Linked DNA regions of Mus musculus: region 2 is linked to region 1. Evidence: chromatin loops called from intact Hi-C (ENCODE). Cell type or tissue: heart. All regions are shown on one strand. Links, peaks and the distances in the headings refer to the core of each region. The heading gives the core; the rest is flanking DNA.

What was found. Peaks named below come from ENCODE experiments on the same cell type or tissue, not always from the same donor. Only the 100,000 strongest peaks of a DNase experiment are listed, where the experiment ranks them.
Region 2: it touches region 1 in a loop (4-fold over the local background); 6 of 42 quality-filtered maps call a loop at or near these places.

What each region holds. Positions count from the first base shown.
Region 1 is chr7:112,648,151-112,664,606 of GRCm38, reverse strand. No RefSeq gene overlaps it. Among named protein-coding and RNA genes, the nearest start is that of Gm40451, 19 kb to the left of the region's middle. In heart, for the core only: CTCF peaks have their summits at 7,866 and 8,986 (motif pointing right); a DNase peak (open chromatin) is centred at 8,326; H3K4me3 peaks cover 917 bases; H3K27ac peaks cover 4,328 bases.
Region 2 is chr7:112,465,253-112,481,708 of GRCm38, reverse strand. All of the region lies in intron 1 of Parva (parvin, alpha), which reads right to left. Gm45998 (a long non-coding RNA gene) reads right to left here. Exons shown (of 2, transcript XR_001778261.2): 2 at 15,800-16,456. Among named protein-coding and RNA genes, the nearest start is that of Gm45998, 22 kb to the right of the region's middle. In heart, for the core only: a CTCF peak has its summit at 7,859; DNase peaks (open chromatin) are centred at 8,948 and 10,218; H3K27ac peaks cover 2,134 bases.

The DNA of each region.
Region 1 (16,456 bases), core at 5,621-10,620:
TGACAAAGACACCAAGTCCACTGGATGGAGAAAGTATGGACTTTCAACAAATGATGCTAGAACCTTTAACAGTCATATGCAAAAGAACCCTAGTGGGCTGGAGATTAGGAGACTGGAAAGAAAGGAGTGAAGTCATTCCAAAGGAAGTGGGAAGAAAAGAAAGCTGGAAGAAGTTTATAGGGCAGGAAATTCTTGGGGCAGAATTTGACCTATAAATAAATCTCTGCACATGCTACCAATGTTAACCAGAGTTAGGGACATTGAAGACCAGAATTCAGTTCCCAGCACACTCCTGTTTTTTTACTTTTAGTATGGGGTGTGTGTGTGTGTGTGTGTGTGTGTGTGTGTGTGTGTGAGAGAGAGAGAGAGAGAGAGAGAGAGAGAGAGAGAAGGGGGGTCTTACTCTGTGGCACTAGCTTTGAACTCACAACACCTCAGCTTCTAGAGTGCTAACATTACAGCAATGAAGCAATATGCCCAGTTTGTAATTCACACACAACTACACACAGGCACACACACAAAATTGGTTTTATTTTTCTGTATTGGTATTTTGCCTCTACGCACACACATGCATCTTGTGTATCCCTGGTGCCTGAGGTCAGAAGGCAGCATTGGATCCTTGGAAGTCGAGTTACAGTCAGATTTGAGCTGTCATATGAGTAATGGGAATTAAACCAGGTCCACTAAAGGAACAGCCAGTGCTCTTAACCACTGAGCTGACTCTTCAGGCCCTGTAATTATTTTCTTGATAGTTGGAGTTGTGCATGATGTCTAGGGTAGAAGGGACTGTCACCCTAGTTCTCTCAGAAGGTGGTGGCAAGGAGCTGGGTATGATGCAGGACTCTAGGCTGTGTTAGCTCTCCGTCTCACAGTGAGCCTGTGGTTTTAGGCTGTGAACATCACAAATACTTCCCAGCAAGTCCCGTTGGTTTGGGCAACAGACAGGAGTGGGCTGGGTATGGTTCTTGCCCATGTGCAGGATTAGAAGGAGCTGGAATTCAGTATTTCTTTTCTTCCCCGTGGAAGGCGAGAGCCAGCTGGAGTTGAGCGTCTCCCCTTTCCCTGTCATTTCTGCTTTGCTAAACCTCCAGCTGGTTCAGCTCTAGTTAAATCATTTCTCCCGGGGGCAGGAGTTGCTAAGAAGATTGGAATGTGCTTGGTATTTCAACATGGTTTCTCTTCTCTCTCTACCAGAAGCACTGGGGGTGGGGGTGGCATTTCTCAGACAGTCACCATGAGAACCTATCAGAGCTCCAGGATGCAAAATTCACAGGAGTCTGGGAGCCCCAAGAACGGGGTGTCCCTGGAGTTTTCATCTCCCAGGCTTGCCCACGCGGCGCCTGCAGTATTTTATCAACCTAGTGCAGATGTGCTCAATCCTGGCAGAACCACTAGGGAAGTTTCAGCTTTTGGATTCCAGACCTGGTAAGATGTGACTCTCTTGTGTTTGCTTATAAGTCTCTCCAATTTGGGAGCAGAGGCTTGCTATATGACCTCACTTCTCTAATGGACCTTGGAAGAAGGGGTTGAATTTCCAATTTACTTAGCTTTTTGTCATTGTGAGGAGGGAGGCTTCTGGCTTTTTACATGCCAGACCGGAAACGTAGCTTTTACGTTGGATGCTTATGTGGATTACAGTCTGCTCTCATAGTTCAGGAAGTTTACATTGCTCCACAGTCAGCTATGGGCTCAGAACTTCCTCTCTGAGGGCTCCACAGAGGTTGAAATCCTGTGTATGTATGTATAGTCTTCCAGACTTCCAGTGGTTTTGCGTGACTTTTATTTTTAAGCTCAGCCTCTTAGTAGCTGCCCCTCTGGGGCAAAGGAACTTATTACTCAGACTGGCTTTAAGCAGCCTATTCAAGCAAAACTTCACCTTGTAATGATGACCTGTGTGAAGCCCAGGGGTATCCTTCACGCCCAGCCCCACATCCTACATGTGGGGTAGCCTTGAGCATGTGCAATGTCTCAGTGTTGACTCAGTCACAGCGGGCCTCTTGCCCTGGTTCTGTCAAACTTCTGTCTCTTCTGTTGGTTTGCTCACGTTACTGAGCAAGCGGCCTCCTTCCTCTTTGTCATCTTTCACCTCATCTTCAAGGTCTCCATGCTCTCAGATGGTGCAATGGTTTGAATGAGAGTTCCTGTGTAGGCTCATAAATTTGCATGCTTAGTCACCAGTTGGTAGAAGTTTGGGAAGAGTTAGGAGATGTGGCCTTGTTGAAGGAGGTATATCACTGGGGGTAGGCTTGGGGGTTCCCAAAAAGCTCACTCTGGGCCCCTTCTCCCCACCTCCTACTTCCTCCTCCCCCCTCCCACCCTACCCCCACCCCTACCTACAGATGAGGATGTGTAGTTCTCAGCTACTACTGCAACGCCATGTCTGTCTATCCTTGGCATGATGTTAATAGACTGACTCTCTAAAACTATAAGCCATCTCCCAGTTAAATGATGTCTTTTATAAGAGTTGCCTTGGTCATGGTGTCTCTTCACAGTGATAGAACAATAACTAAGGTAGACAGGTGTAAAGTTTTTTACTCTCTGTTCCAGACAGTTCCTCCCATACAGGCCCCATAGATCTTTCTTCTTCCCATGTATAGCCTCTGCTTTATTCCACCAAATCTGGGATGGAGACCCACTTTGTAAGTGGGCCATGCCTTTTTATGCAGAGAAGGAACAGGAGGGTAGTTGTCCTCCTTTCCTCTTGTAATGCTTTCTACATGGAAAACTCACCCTACGAGCACATGAAGTAGGGGTGGTGTGGGTTTGGGGTGGTGGCAGCTTATCTGATATTTGTAGCTTACCATATGTGAGGACAGTGTTAAACATGGAAGTACACACTGAATGAAAGGAAAACTGTAGTCCTCTTGGCTGTTTTGTTGTACAGTAGAACCTCTAGTACTAGGTTGATGGCATTGGATGGGGAGTGGCAGGTGAATCCACAGCCTCCTAGAATGAGAAGGTAGAGAGGAGTCTCATTATTTGTTTCTTTCTTTGGGGTATCTGTGAGAGAAAGCAACTTAGGGAAGAAAAGAAGGGGTTGTTCTGGCTCACAGTTTAAGGGGGTACAGTACTCCACAGTGGGAAAGTGTGGCTACAGAAATGTGATACGGCCAGTCACACTGTGCCCAGTGATGCTTAGCTCGCTGTCATTTCTCTCTCCTTTTTATTCATACCAGTACCCTAGCCTATGGGATGCTACTACCCATATTCAGAAGAGTCTTATCCCTTCTTGGGTTAAATCTCTTGGGAAACATCCTCCCAGAAACATTCAGAAATGTGTCTACAGATGACTCTACATCCCATCAAGTTAAGGATAAGGATCAGCCATCCCTGGGGTCTTAAAGGAGCCCTCACTGGCTTGGAACTCTCTAAGATCAGCAGGGCCTCCAATCTTCCACTCCTCCTCTGCTGCCCAAGTGCTAGGAGTTTAGGTGTCCATCACCATACCCTGTCTACCTGATTAACAGCTATTTCCCCCTTTAATAGAGAACCACAGAGGTAGGAGTGGATATAAGAGAGAGTGCAAGCTGTTCATTCTTTTGTTAGGCATAGTAGTTCACATCCTAGCACCCTGAAGGCAAAGGCATTAAGATCAAGAGTTCAAGGCCAGCCTGGGCTACATAAAAAGTTCTAGATCTGTCCGAGCTACTTAATGAAACCTTTTGTAGAAAAGCTGGAATGAAAGAAGAAAAAGAAAAAGAGGAAGAAGAGAAAGAGCTAGGCGTGGTGGTCTACTTGGCGAAGGAGGTACAAGGCCAGCCTGAGCTGTATAAGACTCTTGTTTCAAAAACAATGAACAAATAGAAAACCAAAACCAAACCAAACATACAAAACTCCCAGAGATTCCCATGTGTGGTTAGATGTCACAGTTGGGATTGTCGCTACCATATTGTCCCTGTGTGTGAGGGTGTGAAGGCACTGCTTAAGAGCCACTGTCTTGGGAGAGTGGAACCCTAGTTTAGAGTGCAGGAACCAACTGGCAGAGGTATTGGTCTTCCTAATAATAGCACAGGATCCAGGGGAGGACTCTGCTCCATAGTTCCAAGTGAGAAAGGCAAGCAGGCTATCTGTCACATGCTGCAAGCAGGGCCAGCAAGGGGAGGACTGGTAGGAGCCTGTGACAGTATCCAGGGTAGGGCTGGGAAGGAATGCTAGATAAGAAGGCTAGAGACCGGATGCCCAGGAGGGAAGGCTGCTGGAAGGGGGGTGGGGGGGTGGGGGGGGGTGGAGCTGTGCTTGAATCCCAGCAATGATGGCTAGTTGGGTGTAGGGTTTTAGCCTTTTGAGTACTGGAAAACTCTAACTAACTAAATATTTTTTAAAAAGAGCAAACAAAACAAAGAAAATAAAACAAAACACAAAACAAAGAAACAGGAAGGAGAAATTCAGTTTTGTTGTCCTGGGATCTCCCTCCAGGAGTGCCCTCTGGTAGATAAAGCTGTGGGGTGGAGCCTGCTTCTCTTCAAGGCGGCTCTGCAGGTCCTGGGTTTGGACCATGCAAACCAAAGAAATGCACGTGTAAAAAGGTTTGCACCCACAATTCCCACACCCCATCTGGGAACAGGAGCTCTGACAAAAGCCTGTGTGCATCTGAACTATGACAGAAACTGCAGAATCAGAGTTGCCCAAGAAACCTGGCATCCAGTGTGCTCTGGGCAGCGGAACCTCTCAAAAAGGCAGCCGCTCACTCTTCATTACTGTGCAATCTAAGACCATTTCAGGCAGAGAGGCAGGGGACTGCAGGAGTCCATTAATGCTGAAGGCTGTGACGATAATGGCACCTTAGTGTGACCCCAAGTTCATTCAGGCCTCATTAAAGATGCTCCCTGTAGGCAACTTTGGTAGTTGTTTAGATTAGAAACTGCTATTTTTAAATGATAGTTATCACTTTGGTGGAATGAGAGAGAGATGACAGTCACAAGCACAAACATGCATTTATTTATGAATTTCTTTCTTTCTTTCTTTCTTTCTTTCTTTCTTTCTTTTTTTGTTTGTTACGGTTGGTTTTGTTTTTTTTGAGATAGAGTCTCCTTGAACTCCCAGAAATTCACTGCCAGGCTCTGCCTTAAAAGTGCTGGAATTAAAGGTGTATGCCACCATTCCTGGATTTTTTGTTTTTGACTGGAACTCATGTACCCCCTGCTTATTTGGATAACTGGTATAGACCAGTTTGCCCAGTTAGTGTGGTACTGAGGATGGAACCCAGGACTCCTTTTAAAAACTTTAAGATTTTATTTATTTTGTGCTCTGCCTAAGTGTATGTGCAGTACATGCCCCATACTCTTAAAATTCAGATGAGGTCATTGGATCCCTTGGAACTAGAGTTATAGTTAGTGTGAGCAGCCAAGTGAGTGTTGGGAACTGAGCCTGGGTCCTCTTCAAGAGCAACAAGTGTTCTTAACTGCTGAGCCTTTTCCCCAGCTGGAACCCAGGGCTTCTTGCATGCAGCCTCCCAATCTTCCTAAATCCGAGGAAGAGCGAACCTCACAGAAGAGAAAGGAAATAGACACAAGAACAGTGATGGACTACAGTTGAGAACTCCAGAACATTGCATATTTCGATTGATTGACAACTGACCCTTCAATTTAGTGGCTTAAAATCATGGGCTAAAGACACAGTTGGTAGAAGCCATCATGCATGAAGCCCTGGCTTCCATACCTAGCACTGCCTAAACAGAACATGGTGCCATGCATCGCTACAATCAGGAGGTGGAGGCAGGAGGATCCCATTCTATGTGAGACCCTACCTCAAAAAATGAAAAAGATGCCGGGTAGCGGTGGCGCATGCCTTTAATCCCAGCACTTGGGAGGCAGAGGCAAGCAGATTTCTGAGTTCGAGGCCAGCCTGGTCTACAGAGTGAGTTCCAGGACAGCCGGGGCTACACAGAGAAACCCTGTCTCAAAAAAAAAAAAAAAAAAAAAAAAAAAAAGAAAAGAAAAGAAAAGAAAGAAAGAGAAGCTGAGATAGTAGCCCAATGGGTAAGAATGCTTGCAGCTCAAGTCCAAACCCCAAGCAGCTTCATAAAGAAAAACTGAGCACCACTGTGTATGCATGTAACCCCAGAACAGTGGGATGGAGACAGGTGGATCTTGGGGAGCTCACAAGCCGGCCTGTCTAGCTGAAACATGGGAATCTCCAAGTTCATTTAGAGACCCTACCCCATGGAAGCAAGGCAGAGCAGGGTAGAGATACCAATATATGCCTCTGACCTTTATGGATGCTCATATTACCTTACATACACATACATGTATGCCATACATATGTACATACATATATACATACATACATATATTCATAATTTTAAAAAGCAAACAGGCAAACAAACAACACAATATGAATTGGAGTGCTAGAAACTGCTCAGAAGACAGAGAGCTAAAGGGGATGGCCAGCAGTGTGTGTGTGTGTGTGTGTGTGTGTGTGTGTGTGTGTGTGTGTGTGTGTGTGAAGCTCTCAGTCTCTGGGATTGCTTGGAACACATCCTACCTCAGACCTCAAGTTAGACTATTCTCTCCCAGGTGGCCAGAGGAAGAAGTATCTCCATTGGATCTTCACAAAGGCCTTTCCTGTACCTCGGATATATAGAGAAGATGCTTCCTATGTGGGCCTCATTTAAGTTTCTGGCTTGCCCAATTCTGAGAACTATCTGGCAGTATGTGTGGATTTCAAAGCAATTAAGACCTCGAGGCTTCATTAAGCAGAACTTGTAGCCTGACACTGCAAGCCTCCCTGCCCCAGGGACAATGGTGTTCAGTCCTGACTAATGCTTCCACATGCTCTCTCCCAGCTTGGGAGGCAAGATTGTGTGACGGCCATATTTGACTATTCCTATTCTTGGCACTGTGTGTGTGTGTGTGTGTGTGTGTGTGTGTGTGTGTGTGTGAGAGAGAGAGAGAGAGAGAGAGAGAGAGCAATGTGCACGCACATTCATGCAGACTTGCTCAAGTATATAATATATATACTATTGTCCCTCCAAAATTCTTAGTGGAATACTGATGAAAGGCCTAAGGAGGAGATGCCTCGGTATGTAAGGTACTGGCTGTGTAAGGATGAGACTTGAGTTCAGATCTCCAGAACCTGTGTAAAGGCCGGACACGGGTCATGATCATCTGTAATCCCAGTGCCTGTAGTGAGGCAGAGACAGAACCCCCAAAATCTTCAGGCAAGCTAGCCTGGTATGTACAGTAGAAAAACAAAAGAGATCCTGCCCCAAACAAGGTGAAAAGCAAGGACTGACAACCCAAGCTGTTCTCACATGCATACACAGACACAGACACACAGATATACACGAGAGAGAGAGAGAGAGAGAGAGAGAGAGAGAGAGAGAGAAAGTACTTTTAGCTACATTCACCTTCAAGGTGGGAAAAGCCAATCAATGAGAAAAATATAGTTAAAATGCATCAACAGCCCTGTGCTACAGTCTTTTAAAAAGATGGATTGATGTTTCTACATCCCATAATTTATACATTATTTTATTTTTTTGTGTTTGGGTGTTTTGCCTACCAGTATGTCTGTGCATTATGTAGAAGCCTGGTGTCCACAGAGGCCAGAAGAGGGTATTGAATCCCATGGAACTGGAGTTAGAGGTGGTTGTGGGCCACAAAATGAATACTGGGAGTCAAACCTGCGTCCTCTAGAATATTAGTCACCATTCTTAATGGCTGAGCCATCTCTCTAATGCCACACAACAACAATAAAAAACAACAACAATAGCAAGCAAACAAACAAAAAATTAACCAACCGAATTGCAGATGCAAAAAGAGCATGATTTGTTCTAGGTTTCTGCTAGGTGACCGTAACTATCCTTAGGGCAAAACAATGATGCTGACAATATAAAGTATGATCTGTAGTGTGTGTCTTCTTATTTCCCACCAACGCCTGGCGGGGCAGAGATGAGCTCTGCATTCCACGGATGAGGAAACAGGTTCAGAGATATGAAGACATGTTAAAAATACTCTTCAAAGGAAGTTGGACTCAGAGCCAAGTCTGTGCAACACCAAAGTCCTCCCATTACCCCATGCTCTAGCCTCCGGGGGATGACAAAGCTGTGCCAGGGAGCTCCACTGGTCCAGTCATCACTGTCAGCTGTAATGTCAATCAATGGATGCTAATAGGCTGAGCAGAAGAGAGAGTGAGGTGGATGTGGGAAGCACAGAGTTTGGAGGAGTGGGTGCACGTGGGGAGATACGTCGGTCTGGTAGAAGTTATAGGCAGATAAGGAACCTGAAGAATCTGTGTCAGCTCACTTGTTGATGACATGTCACATGCTTGTACAAGCCTCTTAGCTACCAGGGTACTGGGCTGTTTGGCTTCGTTTTCCGGGAGTGAGACTGATAAGCACATTCCATTGAGACCAGACGCAGCCAGGAGAGGCCAGACGCCAAACAGTGTACAGACCATGTGGGGAGAGTGGGGAGAAGCCTGCCGCTTTCTAAGGCTGCATGGGCTTTCTGTGAAAGGTCAGGGAAGGAAGAAATGAAGAGAATGTTCCGTGAAAATTGGCCTCAAGCTGAATCCATGTTTCTAAGAAGTTGCAAGTCCTGGCTACTAAGAAGGAGAGAGAGCCTGAACGTGTGCATGTATATGAAGTATGTGTTTTTGCATGAGCTCCTGTGTCTCCTGTGTGTGTTTGTGACACAAAGAAAATGATGGACAAGCTTTGGAACATGTGGTTGTTAACAAGTATTTACAATTTGTTCTCAATCTTTATCTTTGCTGATTTTTTTTTAATATGGCCTGAGGATATTTTTAAATGTTATATGTATGAGTATGTTGCCTTCATGTATGTGTGTATGTTTGTGTGTCTATGGTCTATGTGTGTGTATATGTATGTATGTGTGTATATATATATATATATATATATATACATACACACACACACACACACACACACATATATATATATATATATATATATATATATATATATATATATATATATATATGCGCCATGTGTGCGCAGTCTCTGTGGAGGCCAGAAGAGGGCGTCATATCTCCTAGAACTGTAGTTACAGACAGTTGTAAGCTGTAGTGTGGGTGCTGGGATCCGAATTCTGATCAACTGGAAGATCTTGCAGCAAGTTCTTAACCACTCAGCCATTGTTCTAGCCCCCTGACACTTTAAGAGTTATTTATTTATTTATTTATTTATTTACTTAATGAATATGAGTACGCTGTAGCTGTACAGAAGGTTGTGAGCCTTCATGTGGTTGTTGGGAATGGAATTTAGGACCTCTGCTTGCTCTGGTTGGCCATGCTCACTCAAGTCAACTCCACTAGCTCAGTCCCTGCTAGCTCTGGCCCAAAGATTTATTTATTATTATAAATAAGTACCTTATAGCTGTCTTCAGATGCACCAGAAGAGGGCCTCAGATCTCATTACAAATGGTTGTGAGCCACCATGTGATTGCTGGGAATTGAATTCAGGACCTTCAGAAGAGCAGTCAGTGCTCTTATCTGCTGAGCCATCTCTCTAGCCCCCGACTCATATTTTTAACACATAATTTGATAATTTGTTCATCAAATGATAATGTGAGTAGGTCCAGAGAAGAGGGAAGAGAGACCATATAGGAAAGTGGGAGAGGTCTTGGGATGCCACAAATCTCTTTCTGAATCCATATTCAGTGCTCCCCCCCATTAGTTCCATATAAGAACAAAGGGTGGCAATTATGGAACATTTTGTGCATTTACAGTGTGTGTGTGTGTGGTGCGTAATTTAGTGTGTTGTCTGGTTTTAGTTGTTATTGTTGCTCTTTTGTTTTAGTTTTTTGTAGTACTGGAGATTGAACCTAAGGTCTCACTCATGGTAGGCAAACAAGCTTCTACTGTGCTACAATCCCCAGGCAGGCCTCAAACCTGCAAGTCCTCTGTCTCAGCCTCCCAGGGAAATAGCTGGGAATACAGGCCTTTACCACCAAGCCCAGGTTCATTTCATCTTCAGAGTTGCTCCTCTATCTCATTTAGTCTGCTAGTGAGCACAAGGAACTGAAAATTTAGGTGCTGGAGGAACTTTCTGGAGATCTCCCCAAAATTGAGGGGCAGATTTGACCCCAGGCCCATCATAATTTTATAGTTATAGTTTTGGTTTTTTTTTTTTTTTGTCCGTTTGTTTGCTTGTTTTGTAAGGGTCCATGATTCACCAAAGAATGATGCCCCAGACTCAAATAGCGTGTAAATGAAAAGAGTGTTCAGCATACTGGGGTCTCCCATTACCAAGACAGAGAGACAACCAAGTGAGCTCGCAGTCTCAATTAAAGCACACTGTAGCTCTGGGATAGATGAATTTTATCTTACTCTATTTCTAGGCATTCCGGAATCATTACTGGGGGCGGTGAAGGCTGGAGCCTGGGGAGGGGGGGTGATTATCTATTAGTAGTTGACTTATCTTGACTCGCCCAATTCTTAGGTCTCGTCTCCTTAACTGCCAATTTGAGGTCTGTCATGGAATCCGCCTGGCCTTCTCAGTTTGTTTGTTTGTTTGTTTGTGTTTTTGAGATGGGGTTTCTCTGTTTCTAGCTCTGGCTGTCCTGGGACTCAGTCTATAGATCAGGTGGGCCTCAAACTCAGAGATCTGTCTGTATCTGACTCCCAAATGCTGGCATTAATGGTATGTACCATCACTGCCCAGCCATATAGTTATACTCTTAAAAGAACATGGAAGGACTTTTTTTTTAATAAAAAAAATATTTACTTAGAAGCATTCAGAATGTCAGCAAAACAGCCGTAACATTTTTTTCTTTCTTTCTTTTTTTTTTTTTTTTTGCAATTACAGAGTGGTATTCAGTTAACAGAACAACAATTATCTTCATATAAGCTGCATCAGAGACAACTGAAGATGAAAAAAATAAAACCCAAAAATAAAACCAAAAGAAAAAACAAAACAAAACAAAACAAAACAAAAACCAAACTACTGTCCCCTTATATAACTAATTTGTGCTGTGCACCAACAAGAACCTGCTTTAAATTTCCATGTCAATTTACAACCCCCAGACTGTACCAGGCAAGGTTAGTGGCTATTGTAAATAACACCAGGACAGGACTGTCTAAAGACACATTCGGTAGTGTGTTAACTATAAAAAAAAAAAAAAAAAGACACTGTACAGTTAAAAACAAATCTTACACAGCCTTACATTTCAATGTTTTCTTTAAAAGGAGTTGTGTACAGGGGGGTTAAATGCTTTATACACAAGAAAAAAACTGCGCTAGAACCAACTTATTCACCATCATCTTCATCTTCCTCTTCTTCCTCCTCTTCCTCCTACTCATCATCTTCCTCTTCCTTCTTTTTCTTGCTCTTTTCAGCCTTGACCACTCCTTTTTTTGCTGCATCAGGTTTTCCTTTAGCTCTGTAGGCAGCAATATCCTTCTCGTACTTCTCCTTCAGCTTGGCAGCCTTCTTCTCATAGGGCTGCTTGTCATTCACTGCAGTGTTGTTCCACATTTCTCCTAGTTTCTTTGCAACATCACCAATGGATAAGCCAGGATGCTCACCTTTGATTTTTAGGGGTTACTCAGAACAGAACAAGAAGAAGGCCGAAGGAAGCCTCTTGGGTGCATTGGGGTCCTTGAACTTCTCTTTGGTCTCCCCTTTGGGGCGGATGTAGGTTTTCATTTCTCTTTCATAACGATCCTTGTCAGCCTTTGCCATATCTTCAAATTTCCCCTTTTCTTTACCAGACATGGTCTTCCACCACTCTGAGCACTTTTTGGAGAATCTGAGAAGTTGACAGAAGCATCCGGGTGCTTCTTCTTGTGCTCCTCCCGGCAAGTTTGCACAAAGAATGCATATGAGGCCACTTTGCCTCTCGGCTTTTTTGGATCTCCTTTGCCCGTGTTTAGTTGATTTTCCTCCGCGAGGCACAGAGTAGCCCAGTGCCTGTCCGGCTCGCGCTTGCCTCGGCGCTGTCTCTATGGAGCTCAATGTACTGCAATGGCTCTGAGAGCCGGAGCCAACGGAAGGACTTTTTAAAAGCACACTTTTGTTTACTTTCTGTTAAAGTAGAAATAAATTCACATAGGGTATGGCATTATCTGAAGGTCTAAATGAAACACAGTATTTTAGGTCAGATAATAGGTTCTGCTTTGTTTTCTTTCCCCAGGATTTTCAGTGGTGCCAAGGAGTTGGGGGTGGGAAAAGTCTTGTAGTGATCTGAACAAGGGTTCTCAGAAGCTCAGGAATTTGAATACTTTGTCCCTGGTTGTTGGTGCTGTTAGGGAGATTATAGAAACGTTCTTAGATAGAGTCTCATTGGTGGAAGTAGGATTCTGTAGGTGGACTTTGAGGTTTTATAGTTTCACCCGACAACCTGTTTCCTTCACCCCACTTCCTGTTTCCTTTCTTCCCTACCCTCTCTGGTGTGGATGAAAATGTGATGATCAGCCAGCTTTTTTTAGATTTGTTTATTTTATGTATATAAGTCCTCTGTCTTGATGTAAACCAGAAGAAGAAATCAGATTCTACTATTGGTGGTTGTGAGCCATCATGTGGTTGCTGGGAATTGAACTCAGGACCTCTGGAAGAGCTGTTAGTGTTTTTAACCCCTGAGCCATCTCCAGCCCTGTAAGGCATTTTCTTAATTAGTGACTGGTGGCACCCCCCAGCGCATTGAGAGTGGGTGCTTCAGGTTCTATAAAAAAAAAAAAAAAGCAGGCTTAGCAAGCCATGTGGAGTAAGTCAGTAAGCAGCATCCCTCCATGGCCTCTGCATCAGCTCCTGCCTCCAGGTTCCTGCCCTGTTTGAGTTCCTGTCCTGACTTCCTTTGCTGATGAACAGGTGGAATAGTGGAAGTATAAGCCAAATAAACTCTTTCTTTCTCAAGTTGCTTTGATCATGGTATTCATCACAGCAGTGATAACCCTAACTAAGAAAACTGCCCTTGCGGGGCAGTGGTGGCACATGCCTTTAATCTCAGTACTTGGGAGGCAGAGGCAGGCAGATTTCTGAGTCTGGGGCCAGCCTGGTCTACAGAGTGAGTCTTAGGACAGCCAGGGCTGTATAGAGAAAGCCTATCTAAAAAAGCAAAACAAACAAACAAACAAAAACAAAAAGAAAGAAAGAAAAATAAAAATGCCCTCCTAGACTAGCCTGCACCACATCATATTGCCAGAGTTACCTCCAGAGGATAGGATGGTCTCTAGGTTCTAAATGATTTTTAACATGTGTAGGTGTTCTACTCACATGTATGTCTGTGCATCATATGTGTGCCATGCCCTTGGAGTTCAGTGAGGGCATTGGACATCCTACAACTGGAGTTATAGATGGCTGTGTGCTTCCATGTGGGTGCTGGAAACTGAACCCAGGTTCTCTGGAAGAACAGCAAGTGCTCACAGTTACTGAGCCATTTCTCTAGCTCCTTATTGTTTATTCTAGTCACAAGAAGTTTCTGAAGTTAACATTCAGTGGTTTTTAGCATGCCTACAGAGAAACATATTGGCCACTGCTGTGCAACTACTTAATTCCAGAATATTCTCCTTGCCCTAAGGAGAATGCTGTTCCCATTAGTAGATACTCACTACCTGATCTCTTCTTTCTGCACCTGATGACTGGTATTCTGCTGCTGGTCTCGATGGGTTTGTTTGCCTTCTCTGCCAATTTCATACAAAATAAGGCCATGTGATATGTAGCCTTTTGTGTCTAGATTCTTTCACATAGTGTGCTGCTTCAAGAGCAGTCCACGTGTAAAATCAGTCAGTGGATCCATAATGCATCCTGGTACAGATGAAGTGCATCTCTCTTTATCCATTCATCGCCTGATAAAAGTTTTGGCTGTTTCTGCTTCAGGGCTGCTATAAATAAAGACGCTATCAACATTGGCATGCATGCCTTAGTGTAGACATGTGTTTCCAGTTCTCTTGGGTATTTACCTAGGAATACAATTGCCAGTTTGGGTGATAATTTTGTGGTGAACTTTTTGAGGAATTACGAAATGGCTTTGCAAAATGACCACCCCATATTTGTATTCCCAGAAACAAAATACCAGGGCTCCAATTTCCTCACAGCTTAATCAATGTATTATTATTTGTCTTTCTCATGGTAGATATTTTGACTATGAAGTGATATCTCATGGTGATTTTGACTTGAATTTCCCTAATAACAAAGGGCAATGAATATCTCTTGGTTATTGTTGGCTGTGTGTGTGTCTATATGTGTGCATATGTGAATCATATTTATTTTACTTTAAAATTATGTATGTATATGTGCAAATGAGTGTCAGTGTTTTTGAGTTCAGAAATGTTGGATTCCCTGGAGTTGGAGTTACTGGCAGTCATGAACTGTCAACGTGGGTGCTGTGAACCAAACTCATGTCCTCTGCATGTGCAGTGTGTGTTGTAACCACGAAACCATCTCTTCAGCGCCCCCATATAGTACATGAATTATTTGTTTTGTTTTGTGGAATATATTTTGCCCCCCCTTTTTTGAGACAGGTGCTCACTGTATAGCCCAGTTAGACTTCAACTTATAATCCTCCTGCCTCACCCTCTTAAATATTGGGATTGCAGGAGTATGTCTATGTTACCATGCTGGCACTGGCCACTTTTAGATTGATGTACTTACCTTCGTGCTGAGAGATGCAGATATTCTATACAGGAGATCTTTTCCAGCTATGTGGCTTCCTGTGTTCATCCCACTCTCTGGATCATTCCTTTACTTTCTTGCTAATGTCCTCTGATGCTGTCCTCTGATGCTGAAGATGTATATTTCAACCTGTGTTTTGCCTTGGTCCCTTTGCTTCATTTGTGGGGAGCTATGAAAATCCTCTTCCACCCAGGTCTGAGTGCCTCCAAAGAATTTAGCTTCCACACCAGTCAAACAGAGCTGTTCTTCCATAAGCAAGAAACAAATTGCTATGTAAAGCCACTAAGATCAGGACATTGGTGGCTTCAGCATAATCTAACCAATTTGAGCTGGTATAAGGAATGGCAAAGGATGGCTTTTTATAAAGCAGTGATTTGATCATGGGTTTGGTTAGAGGTAAAACCTGGACAAAGGGACGTATGCTGAGAAAGGCCTGAATCAGGCTTATGCCAGTGAGAGCTCAGGGCAATGGCAAAGAAGAGCTCTCCTGCTGGATTTGCGCCTTTAATCCCAGCACTGGGAAGGTAGAGGCAGGTGAATCTCCAAGTCTCAGGCCAGGCTAGACTACAGAGTGAGTTCCAGGACAGACAGGGATCCATAGAGAACCCTTGTTTCAAAAAACAAAATAACCCCAAAAGTCAAAACTACCATGTCCTTCTCTGGGCTTCCACCTGCCTCAGACACAGGGCAACCTGAAGCTGTTCTTGCCCTCACTGCCACTTCCCAGGCAATGACTCGGCCTTGGCATCAAGTATATTTTTAAAATCTATTGTTTTAGATAAGATTTTGCATAGACTTTAGGCTGGCTTGCCAAATTAGTTGGTAGCTCAAGTTGGCCTTGAAGTCCTGGACTTCTTTCTTCTGCCTACAGAGAGTTGGGATTATAGGTATGTGCTACCATAAACAGATTTAAAAGCAAAAACCGAAACCAAACAAAAACAAGACAAAACTAAGGCTAATTATGTTTACCGAGTTAGTACCGTGGAGCACTTGTTGACTGGACAGTGCCTCTATTGACATGGTGTCTTCTTATCTTGCAGACTAAAGTCTCTAACATGGTAATCTTACTGGACAATACCGTATTCAATTTATTTTGAAAACAATTGTTCTCTGACATCAGACATTTCTTTTGTAGTCTGTAAAGGTTGTTCCATTTTCATTATAGCAGAAATATTCATTTTAGGAGTGAGAACGGAAAGATAAGGCCCCCACAGAGCCACTGTTTGCAGAGGAAGCTGATTGGAGCCCACAAGCTGCGCTCTTTGTTCAGTGGTTCAGTTACCGCAGAGCAGGGTGCCAAGGCCGGGTGTGGAGATAAAGATGCTGCTGTTAAATACACATGCACCTGTGAGAATTACAGAGCCAGCCAGGTGCCTCCTAGGTTTCCGCAGAATCAGTACTACTGGCTTATCCTGTGGATCACACAGGAGACAAAAAGCCTTTATAGAAAACCAGCTTGGGGGTGGGGGTGAAAAGGGTTACATTTCTCAGTGGTGTAGCTGCCCCTGCACAAATAAATAGGCCCAACTCGTGTTCATACACACAACCCCAATAAATGCAGTAGGTCACACACACGTACATGAAAGAATGTCGTCGTACAAGAGTAGCTTGTTGGGAGGAAAGGGGTAAAGTGGAAGGGAGGGAGAAGGGGAGAAGGGATAATAATGGCGGATGTGGTGGTTTGAATAGGTATGGACCCCATAGTCTCATATGTTTAAATGCTTGAACTATAAGGAGTGGCACTATTAAAAAGTACAGCCTTTAAAAAAAAAAAAAGTACGGCCTTGTTGGAGTAGGTGTGACCTTGTTGGAGGAAGTGTTTCACTGCGGGGGGGTGGGGGGGTGGGGGTGGGCTTTGACATCTTATAAACTCATATCTGGCCA
Region 2 (16,456 bases), core at 5,541-10,540, 180 kb after region 1:
AAACACCGGCAGACATGCCTCTAAGGTTCGTGTTTACTGCTGTCCAGCATGTCCGCCATCATCACAGGGAAAGGTATGTGTGCATATAGTATAAATTATATAGTTTATATGTAGTATAAACAAATGTTAACTTAATTCTATTACTGTTGTATGTAATTGTCTGTACTCCTACGATGCCGCACATTCACATGTGGGTAGCTTGCAGAATGTTTTTCTTCTTTAAGTACTATTTTTATTAATTCTTTGAGCGTTTTATACCATATACTTTATCCCCCCCCATTTCCTTAGTCATTTAAGATGTACAGTCTCTCTCCCCTCCCCCATTTCCTCTTCCATTCACTGTCCACACCCTTCCCTCTCAGCCCTCCCAACTTTGCGCTTTCTTCCCCATACCCCCACCCCCACTCCTCCATCAAGTCCAGTTTATACTGACCAAACTGGTCCTGGGTGTGTGGCCTGTTCTGGCATGTGGCTGACCTGCCAAGAGTTACATCATTAAAGAGAACCCATTCTAGCCTCTCCCAGCAGCTATCAGCTACCCATAGCCCCTCACCTAGTGGTGTGGCTTCCTGCCTACCTTCCTCCCTCCATGTAGCCATTGTTGTCTGGCTTGAGCTTGCACAGGTATGTACATGTTTGTGCAGGTATGTTGGCTATATGTGCAACTGCCATGTTGTGTCTGGAAAACACTGTTTGCTTGAGGTCAGCCACTGTATGGATTACCGACTCATTTGATCTATCTGTCCCCTCTTCCTTGAAGATCTCCCTGAGGGAAGAAGTCTGCTAGGTTATGGTGGGACATAGTCTATGAGGAATAAGGTCATCTTTCTCTGCCTCTTTGAGGCACCCCACTATAAACATTCTTTTCCAGTAAATAACATATCTGGGTTCACAGTGTGATCAAATATCCTGCAACAGAGGACCTTGTTTCAAAACAAGGCAGACAGCACATGGGGAACAGCACTCAAGGCTGCCATCTGATCCTCACATGTACATCACATAGAGAGACACACCGAAACATACACACAAACACACATGTACACACACACACAGACACACAGACACGTCCACACAAGCATATACTCCTTCCCATTACTGGGAACCAAGCACAGAGTTTTCCTTGCACATGCCAGGTAAGGATTCTACCATACCACTAAGCTACATGGCCCCCCACAATGCTTCCACTCTATGACGCTCCTAGAGAGCTCAGATTTGTAAAGACACAAAGCAGAGCATTGTTCTCCAGGACCTGCAGAAGGAGGGATGAAGCTGTTTCATGGGTGCTGGGTTTCAGCTTTACAATAGGAAAAGGGTTAGGGATGGCTAGCGCCATAACAGTGTGAATGACTACTAATTAGAATGTACGTTTTTAAACGGCTGAGCCAGAGGGCAGCCTGTCTTTCTTGAGTACTCTATGACAATGGTTGTTTTTCTTATATATCTTATAGGTGTTTATGACGTGTGTGTGTGTGTGTGTGTGTGTGTGTGTGAGAGAAAGAGAGAGAGAGAGAGAGAGAGAGAGAGAGAGAGAGAGAGAGAGAGAGAGAGAGAGAGAACGTGTCACAGCATACACATGTGCAGGTCAGAAGACAACCTTACTATCAGTCCTTGTCTTCCACAGGGTTGAGGCAGGGTATCTTGTTGTTTTCCACTGTGAATGCCAGGCTGGCTACCCTCAAGCTTTGGGGATTTTCTGTCTCTACCTCCTTTCTCACCATGGGAGCACTGGGGTCACAGATGTGCCACCTCCTGGTTTATGTGGGCAGCTTCTGGGGACTTAAGGGACAAGACCTCTCTCTGCCTACTGAGCAATCTTGACAGCCCAACTTTTTGTTGCTTTTTAAAGAACTCTTGAGTTGCAGCTGGTTGCCTGTTTTGATTTCTGCAAACAGAACAAGGAATCCAGACCTTCAGGAAATTATCACACATAAAGTGTCTAAGGGTGCTCCGCGTTGGTCACCTCTGCTAGTGTGCCCCGCTACAGTGCTCCATCTGGAGCACTCCTTGTGTTGGGTGGTTAATCCTGCCTCTACCCCCAACTCTCAGTCTGAAATTTTAGCTGATACAGTTAGTGAGCGGCCCGGGTCTCCCAGTGGAGAGCAAAGATGATATTCATCCAGCTTCCGTGACTGGTAGTTACCAGGGATTTGCAAACTGGCTCCAGATTCCAGTCAGAACTGGATCTTAAGTCCCAACCAAGATCTCTGGAGGTGGGAATGGAACTGGTGTGCTGGTGAGGCAGAGAAGATCCACAGGGCTTCAGGCCAAGAACCCACCCACTGAGAACCCCAGCTGTCCCGTCTTCCTCCCACACCCATCCTGCCCCAGGGAGAGGACCAGCTGGAAGCAACACAGAGAACGAGAGCGGAAAGCCCAAGCCCAAAGCTTCATCTAGAGGTCACAGCAGCCTCGGAGCAGATAGGAGGAGGAGACTGGGGAGAGGCAGAGACCAGGGAACAAAACTCACACCACCCTGCCAGAGCCAAGCAGGCAGCCTGGGTCCCCGCCACTGTCAACCCTGCTTCGGTCCACAGACTGTCTTGGAGAATGTCTGAGACTAGGGAAGGCTTTTCAGTCAGCTGACCTCAGGACCCAGACCAAGAAACTGTCCAGTGACTTGTACCTTGGGTAGTGAGCTGTCTTTGAAATCAGTAACTTGGCTTCCCCCACCTCACCCAAAGCTGGCTGAGGATGGCCATGAATGTTTCCTGTCACAACAGAGCAGCAGTGGATCTAGTCTAGAGGAAAGCTAGCCCTCATGAGAACTGCCTACACCAAAAAAAAAAACGGCCTGTAGAAGAGCATCTGTCACTTCTAGACCACGCAGGCCAATCCTAAGTGGGAAAGAAGGTCTCAGACCAGGTGCTCGAGGCAATCAATCAATCAATCAATCAATCCTTATTTGTTATTTAGTGGGTTTTTTTTTGTTTTTTGTTTTTTGTGGTTTTTTTTTTGTTTGTTTGTTTTTGTTTTTTTGAGACAGGGTGGATTTCTCACATACCCCATACTTATCTCCAATTCTCAATAACTCAGGGTAACTTTGAACTCCTTGATCCTCCTGCCTCCACCTCCCGAGTGCTGAGATTCCAGGTATGCATACCTCACTATATTCATGCACTGCTGGGAATCGAACCTGGGACTCTGTGCAGGTTAGGCAAGCACTCTACCAACTAAGCCCCAGCCTTAGCCCTGATATTTGGGATATTTTGGGTTTTATTCCTTCAATTTTGGGAAAGGCTCTATAAACTCACTCTTAACTTGGGCCCTTCTCTGTAGAAATGGAGCTTAAGTGAATGCTCTCTGAGCGCAAAAGTTCCCTCCTCCCAGTTTTTTATATTAGGCAAGTTATACATATTCATGGTACGAAACGGATTTGGAAAATACAGACGGAAAAATGAAGCCCTTCAAACTCTCTTCTCCAGATCCAGTCACTGTTGGTACTGTAGGACTATGTTCCCAGACTTTGTTAAATGCAAGTGCAAATATGTGTTTTTACATGAATCACATGTAATTACATAAATACATGTGATTCATGTAAGAACATTATAAGCAATACACTACAAAAAAATCAGTCTCCACAAGTATACAGAACTGCATTTTAACCATGTTATAAATCTTATTATGATATACCACCATTTATTTAAGTAGTCTCATCCATTTTTTTTTAAGATTTATTTTTACACCTGGCGGTGGTGGCACACACCTTTAATCTCAGCACTTGGGAGGCAGAGACAGATTTTTGAGTTCAAGTCCAGCCTGGTCTACAGAGTGAGTTCCAGGACAGCCAAGTCTACACAGAAAAACTCTGTCTCCAAAATATATATATATATATATATATATATATATTTTTTTTTTTTTTTTTTTTTAATTCTGTGTCTGTGCATGTGAGTGCAATGCTTGGGGAAGCCAGAAGAGGGCGCTTGATCCCTTGGTCCTCTGTTAGAGCAACAAGTATCCTTTTCTTTCTTTCTTTCTCTCTCTCTCTCTCTCTCTCTCTTTCTTTCTTTCTTTCTTTCTTTCTTTCATGTAAGTACACTGTAGCTGTCTTAGACACTCCAGAAGAGGGCATCAGATTTTGTTACGGATAGTTGTGAGCCACCATGTGGTTGCTGGGATTTGAACTCAGGTCATTGGAAGAACAGTCGATGTTCTTAACCGCTGAGCCATCTCACCAGCCCCCCTTTTCTTTTTTTAATGTTATTTTTTTATTAGATATTTTCTTCATTTACATTTCAAATGCTATCCCCTTTCCTAGTTTCCTCTCCAAAAGTTCCCTATACCCTCCCCCCGCCCTGCTCTCCAACCCACCCACTCCTGCTTCCTGGCCCTGGCATTCCCCTGAACTGGGGCATATAATCTTCGCAAGGCCAACGGCCTCTCCTCCCATTGATGGCCCACTAGGGACATACAACTACATACAACTAGAGACACAAGCTCTGGGGGGTACTGGTTAGTTCATATTGTTGTTCCTCCTATAGGGTTGCAGACCCCTTTAGCTCCTTGGGTACTTTCTCTAGTTCCTTCATTAGGGGCCCTGTGTTCCATCCAATAGATGACTGTGAGCATCCACTTCTGTATTTGCCAGGCACTGGCATAGCCTCGAAAGAGATAGATATATCAGGGTCTTTTCAGCTAAATCTTTCTGGCATATGCAAGTGTCTGGGTTTGGTGGTTGTTTATGGGATGCATCCCCAGGTGGGGCAGTCTCTGGATGGTCCTTACTTCCATCTCAGCTCTGAACTTTGTCTCTGTAACTCCTTCTATGGGTATTTTTGTTCCCCCTTCTAAGAATGAGCGAAGTATCCACACTTTGGTCTTCCTTCTTCTTGAGTTTCATGTGTTTTGCAAATTGTATCTTGAGTATTCTAAATTCTGGGCTAATATCCACTTATCAGTGAGTGCATATCATGTGAGTTCTTTTGTGATTGGGTTACCTCACTCAGGATGATACCCTCCAGATCCATCCATTTGCCTAAGAATTTCATAAATTCATTGTTTTTAATAGCTGAGTAGTACTCCATTGTGTAAATATATCACATTTTCTGTATCCATTCCTCTGTTGAGGGGCATCTGGGTTCTTTCCAGCTTCTGGCTACTATAAATAAGGCTGCTATGAACATAGTGGAGCATGTGTCCTTATTACAAGTTGGAACATCTTCTGGGTATATGACAAAAAGAGGTATTGCGGGATCTTCCGGTAGTACTATGTCCAATTTTCTGAGGAACCGCCAGACTGATTTCCAGAGTGGTTGTACAAGCTTGCAATCCAACCAGCAATGGAGGAGTGCTCCTCTTTCTCCACATCCTTGCCAGCATCTGCTGTCACCCGAATTTTTGATCTTAGCTATTCTGACTGGTGTGAGGTGGAATCTCAGGGTTGTTTTGATTTGCATTTCCCTGATGATAAAGGATGTTGAACATTTTTTCAGGTGCTTCTCAGCCATTTGGTATTCCTCACGTGAGAATTCTTTGTTTAGCTATGTACCCCATTTTTAATAGGGTTATTTGATTTTCTGGAGTCCAGCTTCTTGAGTTCTTTATATATATATATTAGATATTAGTCCCCTATATGAGTTAGGATAGGTAAAGATCCTTTCCCAATCTGTTGGTGGTCTTTTTGTCTTATTGACGGTGTCTTTTGCCTTGCAGAAGCTTTGTAATTTTATGAGGTCCCAATTGTCGATTCTCAATCTTACAGCACAAGCCATTGCTGTTCTGTTTAGGAACTTTTCCCCTGTGCCCATATCTTTGAGGCTTTTCTCCACTTTCTCCTCTATAAGTTTCAGTGTCTCTGATTTTATGTGGAGTTCCTTGATCCACTTAGACTTGAGCTTTGTACAAGGAGATAAAAATGGATCAATTCGCATTCTTCTACCTAATAACCACCAGTTGTGCCAGCACCATTTGTTGAAAATGCTGTCTTTTTTCCACGGATGGGTTTAGCTCCCTTGTCAAGGATCAAGTGACCATAGGTATATGGGTTCATTTCTGGGTCTTCAATTCTATTCCATTGATCTACCTGTCTGTCATGGTGATTCCACCAGAGGTTCTTTTATTGTTGAGAATAGTTTTTACTATGCAACAAGTATTCTTAATGACTAAGTTATCTCTCCAGCCCCATCTAGACCCTGTCTTAAAAAAAAAGTAACTAAAAAAATTTTAAAAAAAATTTCAAAAGGAACAACAACAACAACAGCAACTCATGATGGGATTTCAGTGTAACTCCTTTTAAGACAGAGATGGGAGATGAACACAACTCATCCCTGATCCGTTTATTTCTTCAGAATGTATTATTTGGGCTGGTGTGGTGATGCACACCTGATGATTAAGAATGGTCCTAGCACTTGCAGACAGGAGGATGAGAACACGTTCAAGGTCACCCTCAGCTACACAGCCTCAGTTACACAGCAAGCTCCAGGCTAACCTGGTCTACCTGAGACCCTGTCTCGAAACAACAAAAGATTTAAATTCCTAAATCCTAACTTTGTAATGGTTGGGTCAGAACGTTTTTGCAATATCCATTAATCTCTTTGGTCAATCATTTTGATCAATCTACACGTGTGTTCCTTCAAGATGGCAGACCTGAACTGCGCTTAGAAACTAGAGCGGTACTTGGTTTTCTCAGACACAAGCATCCACTAAAGCTAGTTTCAAAACAAAACCCCTTACTTCTCTCCTCTATGAGCTCATCAATAACTAATGACATTTAAAAGACACACAGTCTTGTTTTGACTTTGGCTGTCTGCTAAACAAAAGCCCACATATACTAGGGGATATACTGGGGAGTTCACTTGCCTCACACTTTTCTGCAAGATGAGACTTCGCTACCGACCTTCTTACAGTCATTCGCCTTCCAACCTGCCATCCTCCTGCCCTCAGTGCCTCCTAACTGCTCTCCTCTTTCCTCTCCTCATTTCCCCTTTCTTATTTATCATCACCACTGTCGTCACCATCACCATCATCATCATCACCATCTGAGTGTGTATTATCGCTCTGTGTGTATGAGTGTAAGTACGAACACACATGTGAGGGTTGGGGAACAGTTTGGGCAGTCGGTTCTCTCCTACCTTGGGTTCCAGGGACGGAACTCAGGTCATTAGGCTTATTCAGCAACCACCTTTACCCACTGGCCGGAGAAACCTGGTCTCGAGCAATCCTGTTTCCTCCACTTCTAAAGCAGCCCACTTTCTCTCTCTTTCAACATGGCCTCACATATTCCATATTGGCCTTGGACTTGCTCTGTAGCTAAGGATGACTTTAAATTGATCCTCCAGCCTCCACCTCCTGAGTGCTGGATTACTGAGTGTCCACCACACCTGGTTTGTGCTGAGGATCAAAGCCAGGGTTCCCTGCAGGGGAGACAAGCATTCTGCAAACCGAGCCCCAGCTGGAGCCCCAGCCGGAGCCCCAGCCCCAGCCCCAAGCCTGTTCCTTCTCTCATTCACCTTTGTTCCATCTTCCTGGCAGGCCTTGTCCCTTCTGTACAGGGAGACCTTTTGGAGTTGGGCAAAGGTTTCAGCTGCACAGGAATGTCCATGAACTCTTGAGTTTGGGGTATTTGTGATTTCAGTTCTGAGGAAACGGGATTGCTTTGAAGTCCCCTGACTCATCTTTCTTTTTAACTTATTTCCTGTAAGTGAGGCACTCATTTGGGGCAGGGATGGTGTCATACAGCATCCCCTTCAGAGTGGTTGTCCGGGCCAGGGATCATCTGAACAGGGCCCCTTACAGACATGAACTAGAGCAAATGCTCACTGGCTGGCCCTGCAATCTTACGAGTTGCTGGAGCAGCCCTAACGGCCGCCTCGAATTAATAATACGAAACACATGCTCCATCTGCCTGCTAATGGTGACAAAGCCATTTGTGTTCAGCATGGCCATAATCATTCTACAGATGAAACTCTTTCTAAAACTCATCACCCAGGCTGTTCAATCATCCTCACGGAGTGGGAAGACTCCATCCCCGCCCCTGCCCTGGTCCCCGCCCCCACCCCCTCCCCATCCCACTTAAGGCCTCTCTCCCAAAGCAGCCAGTTCAGCACGAGGAGGCATCTTGCCGCTGAAAAAGGGGAGCAGAGTAGAAACTTTTCAAACTTTCTGCTCCTAATAAGGCAGGCAGAGATCAATGCCAGTAGCTAAAGTGGAGAAGACTCTGTGTCTTTCCATGGGAATCCTGGGAGCTCCGCACGACTCCCGTGGGTTTCAAAGACCAAATCAATCGGTTACAAGGCCGGTTCATTAAGGAAAAAAATAAATAGAAAAGGGACTGTTATTAGCAAAATGTTAAATCCCTTTCTGTTTTCTTCTGACTGGAGACAGAAAGATTTCTTTGATATCTGAAATAGAAGTTGAATTATTGACTGATCATATTAATGTTGAATTCTACTACTGTCATATATCAAAAGGAAATTAGTCTAACATTTATGCTTCAAATTAAGATCTGGGATAATATACACTGCAGCCCATAGAATGTCTTAGGTTCAGATGATGTAAAGGTCAGCCCTGCTCTGAGAATAAACACTAGCTAATCCTCTCCCTGTCCCCTCCAAATAAATCTAAGTGGCAATGACCTCAGAGAGTGCTGTCTGGTCATCAAAGCACTACTAGGGATGGGCTCTGACAGGCACAGTGATGCTGCGGGCTGCTGATGAGGGCAGTGTGGCTGAAATGCAGAGCTGTCAAAACTCAGCTTGCTCCTACAACCTGAAGGGAGAGCCTCCTAAGAATGACTTGATGCGGCAGACCAGTTTCTCTCTCATCCCTGTGCTCCAGGCTTCTCATCACATCTTTGCTTTCAGATACACAATGCCTTTGGGCGGGCGCTGAGAACCATGAACGGGTTCCACCTTCTCGGGATGAAGTCATGGTACTGACTGTCCTCAGTAAGTTACATAATCAAGGCATTTTGAGGGGAGGGAAAAGCAAGCAGTTAAGGCAGGCTGTCTGGGGCCTGCCGCTTGCTCCTGCCGGCCTATGGTATGTAACACTATACGTCTAGCCTTCCATTCACAAAGAACATTGCCCCCATCCCTCTCTGTGGTCAGACTTGTTGTTTTGGAGAGAACACATCTCCACCCAGAAGCCTTCCTGTCATTAAGCTTTGCCGAGTCTTTCCGAGCCCAATCCTTAGATAGCACGAACCTCACCCACCCAGGTCACCACGATCCTTGGATTCCTCACCATCCAAGTCCCACATGACAAAGTGACAAAGGACCCAATCCCCTCTCTCCCCAGATTTTGAGTGGTGCTGGGGAATCAAACCCAGGGCCTCGTGCATGCTAGGCAAGTGTACTACTGCTGAGCCACATTGCTAGCTCTCTAGATTCCATTTCAAATATCACCTTTTATAATTTTGTTTACCTCTTAGGAAAATAAGACCAAATGTTTGTAAGGATTCGTTGGACTGTATTTTCACTTTCCAAACACCAACTCAAGGAATCAAGAAAGGAATTCTCTGCAGCCACAAGAATGCCTTTCTCCCTCTGCCAAATCAGAGGCTGATACCCAGATAAGCAACAGGGTACAAACAAAGAAAATAAGACTCTCCAAACGCTTTCTGATGCATTCTCTTACTTCACCTTATACCTCCTTAGTGCCCGCTTCCTTTTCTTCCTCGTGTTTATTTTTGTTTCGTATTGTGTTAGGTAGCACTAGGGACTGAATCTAGGCCATCATGCCTTGGCAGACAGCTCTCTACCACTGAGCTACGACGCTTTTGTTAAAAAAAAACTTTAATGTTCTTATTTCAATTGTACTCTCATGGTCTTAAGTGTCTCCAGCAATGCTAAAAGGAAAAAAAAAATTGGAAGTATTATTTAATATTAACTTGGAGCAAAGAGGATGATTTTGGGGGCACTACAAATAAAAATTTCACATTAAACCACTTGAGCGGCTCCAGATTTGCAGGAAAAGCAACAAACTAATTGTGCCGAGTCTTGGACCAGGGAGGTGGGCTATCGGAAAATGTAAATAACTCCTGCCTGGCACCTCTAGCTATTTTTGTTTTAATTTAAGAACCGGAATGTAATTATCTCTTATTTACTACAGTCACAAACACCGCCAAAGGGAAAATAAACCATTCCTTTTGGGATGAAGTTGCTGACAAAGGTTTGACAAAGAAAAATAATTAATAGCTCCACGCTGGCACGGAGCTGAGGTTTGGCTAAGTGGGCGTGCCAGGCACAGTCACCACTCAGCTCTCAGATCCTGGGGCTGGCCAGGGGTAGAGCATGCGCCTGATTCGGGGCCTTTCTGAAGCTTTAGACTGTTGTGTGGGGCAAAAGGCCCAGGAGGCTCTGAATACTCTCTTTAGGTCTTCCTCCTCTGCAGACTTGCTGTGTGCTACAATGATAAACTTTCTGTTTGTGAGAGACCCCTGGGTGGGGGATTAATGACTTTCATCTGGGGCAAACAACCTTCCAGTTTGTTGCTGGACTTTTCCATTGAGAATCTCATCCTGAAAAAACAGTGGAACCGGCAGCCAATGTCCTAGAGCCTAGGTGGCAGTTCACGTAACCACACCCGTCCCAAAGGCTTCGGATGGGCGAGATTGCAGGATCCTGTGCAGGTGAAATCACATGCCGCCAAGTCAAACCCTGAAGAGGAAGATGCTGAGGGGTGGGGTACATGGTGGCTGCACACACTCCTGAGGACCTGGGCTCAGACCCCCACATCGAAGCCAAGCATGGGGCGAGCATTCACTAACTCAAGCCTCATGCTGGAGTGGTGGAGGCAGGCCCATCCCTATAGGAAGAATCCTCCTCTTAACCGTACACAAGGTCGAGTCTACCATAGCTTGCACTTTCCGTAAGCTACAGAAGCTTTGGACACAGTGTTCAATTTTAGCAGACAGACATCCCTTGTCCTTTTTGTCTATTGCGCATGCTAGGAAGCTCATGGCCCCAGAAAGGGAAGATAGAATTGTTCTTTTTATTATTGTTATTAATGAAGGGTTCACCTGTCACAACCTCCTGCTGTGATAGCCCTCTGCTTCCCTGGGGCATGGGAAGGCCTTCCAACAGGCAACTTGACTAGATCCTTCAGGGATGTGCAAAGAATTCAGGTCTGGAAGGCAGGCAGGATCTGACTGTGGTCTGGAGATGTCACTTAACGGTCCTGGCTTGGTTTCCCCTCTGAACAGCCAAGGATTTTGCTCGTTCAATTCTCCTTCTATCCAAAGGAGAACAAACATGGAGCAGAAACCAAATCCACCAAGGCCACGGTCGTTATGACCATAGCAATATCAACAACGAAAGAGGAAGAATAAAACTCCACAGATCCACGTCTAATCTCACCTCCACCACACAGATTAACACAGCTACTCCTCTCCCTGTCTTCCCAGAACTCAGGACAGCCGATGTTCCAACTTCTCAGTGGTGATCTCGATCTTAGGAATTTCTAAACCAAGATGAGCCCTTTAAACACTGAAATGGAAGGAAATCAGGAAGCCCTCATCAAGGTCTGGTCGCACACATAATATAAGTTCATTTATCTCTACCAGCGTCATTTCATGGCTCTCGGTAGCTTTTGTCCTCTTTGTAGACCTCTGGGGTAAAGGACATTTGGGGCCTACACATGTTTGCAGAACAGGCTGGTACATCCTGTCCTTGCTACAGAGCCTGGCACATCGGTGGCAAAACAGACTTCTCTTTTGACACACTTTCTTTCAGGAGTCTGGTGGCTGCAGAAACCACCCCAGCCTTCGTCCCCTGCTGGCTGCTAAACTGCCTCCTGGAGCCCCCTGGTGGCCAGTACTATATTCACACCCCCCAGCCATACACTCTAGGACAAGGAGAAAATACCCTTAAAAAATCCACTCAAAGGTGAATCACTGATATGTATTACCATACCCGCTGGCACCCTGCATGTTCCTTGAGGCTGCCCTGGAAAATGACACCTTTCTCTAATGTCCCATCCATTTCTTATCCTCTGGTGTCTTCTGGGTACCAGGCTGTGTTGGTAGAAGAAGAGTAGCAAGCTCCCAGGGAGCTTTCCAGCATATAACAGAATGATCAGTCCCACACCCCTAAGCAAGCCCTGGGGACTGCACCAGTTGCCTCAGGGAAAGTGGAGACAAAAGGAGGGCAGAGGTGAAGAGTCAACCAGACCTTGCCATCTTTCCCAAGACTTCAGAAGGGAGCCAGGTAGAGAGAATGAAAGGCATTCCATGGAGGGGGAGTCTAGTGCTCAGGAAGCTAGAAGCTCTCAGGAGGGAGAGTGACAATGGGCCAGTGACACATGCAGGGATAAACGGAGAAGGCTCTTTCTTGAAAGCCTTGTGTATCATTGTGTCAGCACTGACTTTTCTAAGCATGCTGTAGGCTTCATACATCATTTGATTCCAACTTCACAGACGCTACGTAGGCCATCCATGACCCACCAACTCAACGCAGCCTGACTATGAGGAGATGATCAGAAGCACCCAACTTCCTGGAAATATAAGCTCTAGGGGCTGGACAGATGGCTCAGTGGTTAGGAGCACTTGTTGCTCTTCCAGAGGACCTGGGTTTGATTCCTAGCCACATGGTGGCTCACACCCATCTGTAACCCTAGTCCTAGAAGATCAGGTACTTTTTTTGTTTTGTTTTGTTTTGTTTTGTTTTTTGCCTCTGTGAGCACTATATGAATAAGACGCACAGATATACAAGCAGGCCAAAAATGTTCATCACACCAAAAAAAAAAAAAAAAAAAGGCAAAAATTTTAGAAAGAAAATATAAGAACCAAGGAAAGCCTGAAACCTATCCCTACCACAAGGAGATTAGGAATCTGGGCCCACCTAAGGAAATGTGGTCCCGGAGCAGAGAAAGATGGTTCTTAGGTAAGAAGAGCTAAGAGAATCCAAACAAAGTGTGGGTGTGTCCTCTAGTGAAAGCTGTGCATCAGTACTGGCTCACCCACTGTAACCAAGGTCTCCCACCAGCGTGAGTCTACAGTAGGGGGAAGGGTATGAGATATACATGAGGACCCTGTATTAGCCCCATATATTCTCTATAAATTCAAGTCTTCTCCAAAAAAAAAACAAATTAAAGCCTATTTTAAAATTATTACTGTTCACCTAAATATCTAAAGGAAAAGAAATGAAGGGATCTTTTAAAAGAACAAAGAAAGAAAAACCTTTGAGACAGTCTTTCATTGAGCCTAGAGTTGTGTTTTCAGGCTACATTGGCAACCAGTAAGCCCTAGTGACGTGACATGGATGTTATTACACATGTGCCCACACATGTGGAGATCAGAGGAGAACTTTCTGGAGTCTGTTTTCTCCTACCATGGGTTCTGGGGGACAGAATTCAGGACACAGGCTTTCATAGTAAGTAAGTACTTTTACCATTCTGTCAAGCCAGTCTTCAGCTTCCGATTCTGCCCCTTCCACTTCCCATTGCCTGGGCCTCCCGAGTGCTGGGACCACAGGCTTGCACCACGATGCTCAGGCTTATGCAGTACTGGGGTGGCACCCAGGGCTTTGGGTACACTAACTGGGTGAGCTCTCTGCCATCTGAGCCTCTTGGTTTTACACAAAGGTTCCATGTGATGAGTCACTAAAAATGGTTCTACGGTGATTTTTCCCCCTGTTTTATTTTCACATTTGAAGCTAAGATGGTTGTGGTGGTGGAGGATCCTCGGCTGTGTCCAGGGAAGGAAGGACACGGGTTTTGGAGTGAGCAATCTGGCAGGCTCAGCGTGAATCACAGACTGGTTGCGGGCACTGGGCCCTATTGAGATTTGCCGGTGATGCGTCCAGAGAGAGGAGGAGAAACAAGCAAGAGAGAACCAACTTCCCTAAAAGGAGAAAGCAAGAGGCCTTGTGTAGGACCCCTTGGATCCAGCCACAACCAATCAAATGTATCCACGGCTGAGCCCCAAATGTACGCCTGGAACAGGCTGGGCTGGCCCTCTGCAGACCGGCCTGACAGCTAGTCAAGGGAAAACAACCGCAGCACAGGAGGCGAAGCAGCTGGCTGGGGCCCTGGCTAAGGGAGGGGAAAGGCTTAGAGGGAGTTTCCTGAGAGCTGAAAAGAGCTAGGGTGTTTCACACAGGAGGCTTGGAAGCTAAATCTTGAATCCCAGGCAGAACAAAGGAGATCCCACATCAGTCTGAGGGCCATCCAATCCCTGATCCACAGTCCCTGGACCATACTGACTAAGGGTCCTGGGACTGCATATCCAACCACGCTCCCTGAATTTTGTAGCTTCCCCTGGTCTCCATGGTCAGTTAAAATCAGGACTCAGTGTGCCACCTGGAAAAATGCTTGCTATCTGCATTCCTCGAAGCTAGGGACATGTCAGCAAGTCCAGTCACTCCTCCAAAGGCATGATATCATTCCACATAGCCTGGCAAGCAATCTCTCTAAAGAGACTTCCTCCTCTTCCTCTTCCTCTTCCTCCTCCTCCTCTTCCTCCTCCTCCTCCTCCTCTTTCCTTTTGAAACAGGTTCTCATGATGGAGTCCTATCTAGCCTAGAACTCACTATGTAGACCAGGCTGGTGTTGAACTCACAGAGATCTGCTTCTGCCTCCCAAGTGCTAAGATTTAAAACACTCACTACACCTGGAAAAAAAACCAGACTTACAATTTCTCAGCCAAAGGTTATAACAGAATGTGCTACAGTTAAGGATATTTGGTACAAAAATGTTGTTTGTATTCCTCTTTCTGCTGCAACCAATTACCACATATTTAGTGGCTTAAAACAACGCACATTCATTATTTCACAATGGTGGAGGTCAGAAGTCACAATAGGTCTCACTGGGCTGGAGTCAGGACGTCAGCAGGCCCATGTTCTCTTCTGGAGGCTCTGAGGAGAATCTCTGCCCTTCCCTTTTTCAGGTGCTGGTGGCCTCCAACATGGCTTGGCTCATGGCTCCTCACCCTGTGTTTACAGTCTGTCCTGTCACATATCTCTGACCTCTCGTCCCTGGCCACACCTCCCTGTAGCTCTCAGGTCCCTCTCCTCCACTTTTAAGGTCCCTTGCCAGTGTGGGCACACACACCTGATGATTCAAAATCATTTCTATTTCTACAGTCACTCGATTGATTACCTTAATGATAATTTGACTTTTACTGTTAATTTCTCATCATCATGAAAGGCCCTAGGGATTAATATGTGGAATTTGGAGGGGCCATTACTTACTGGACTGCCCTAGCTTCTCATAACCCATGAAAAACATTGAAAAGAAGAATTAGAAGATTGAGGTCGGGTGTGGTGGTGTATTCCTTTTACCCCAGTACTTGGGAGGCAGAGGCAGGTAGATTTCTGTGAGTTCAAGGTCAGCATGGTCTATATATATTGAGTTCCAGGACAACCAGAGCTCTGTAAAGAAAAGAAAACTAAAAGATTGATCTGATTCTTGGTGTCACAGTTTTCAGCCCATGGCAGGAGCTCCATCACTCTGTGTAAGGAGAGCGCCTCCTGACAGCTGCTGACCACGTGGCAGAGGGAGAGCTGGGGAGAGGACCCTCTCCAAAGACTCAACAGTGGCTTAATTCCTCCAACTAGGTCTGATTCTCAACAGTCTATTAGGCTATGAACTTAAGTGTAGACTCACACACTGATGAAGACAGGACTCCCATGGTTCAATCACACCTCAACAGCACCACCAGCTGGAGAGCAAACCTTCAACCCATAAGCTTTTAAGGGTGTTTAATCCTATCTGCCACCTACCACACTCTCGTCTTCTTAAAAACAAATCATAGTATTTATTTGTTTGTTTATCCATCTATTTATTTGTGAGTGTGTGTGCATGTGTGCACACACATGTTTGCCAAGGTGCACATGTGGAAGTCAGAGGACTCAGTTTCTCTCTCTTTTTGATCATGTGGTTCCAGGGGTAGAGAGATTTATAGGCAAGCACCTCTCCTTGAGCCAGCTTTCAGGCCCCACAACTGACCATGTCAAGTCAAATTACAGGAGGTAATAATCCTGTCTCCAAAAAGAAAAACAAAACAAAAATCCCCATTTCATCAAACATGGACAGTAACTATTTAATTTTAGACAAAGTCAATGAAGTGGACACCTCTAATCTTCAGAGCACAACACTCCCCTGCTCAGACCCTACACTGGCTTTTCTGTGTCCTTGAAAAGATTCCTAAAAGCTCCTTTTAGACTTTAGTACCTCACCTCTCACTAGTCTTCTAGCACCTCCACGTTGTTGCTTTTGGGGTCCTGGAAATCATGTGTCTGTGCCTGGAGCATTTGGGACATTCATCTTCATGATTCTCTGTGGTGGTCTGAATATGCTTGGTCCATGAGGTGGCACTATTAGGAGGTGTGGCCTTGTTGGAGGAAATATGTCACTGTGGGGGTGGGCTTTGAGGTCCTCCTCCTAGCTACTTGAGGATGCTCAGTCTTCTAGCAGCCTTCAGATGAAGATGTAGAACTCTCAGCTCCTCCTGCACCATGCCCACCTGGGTGCTACCATGCTCCTACATTGATGATAATGGACTGAACCTGTGAACCTGTAA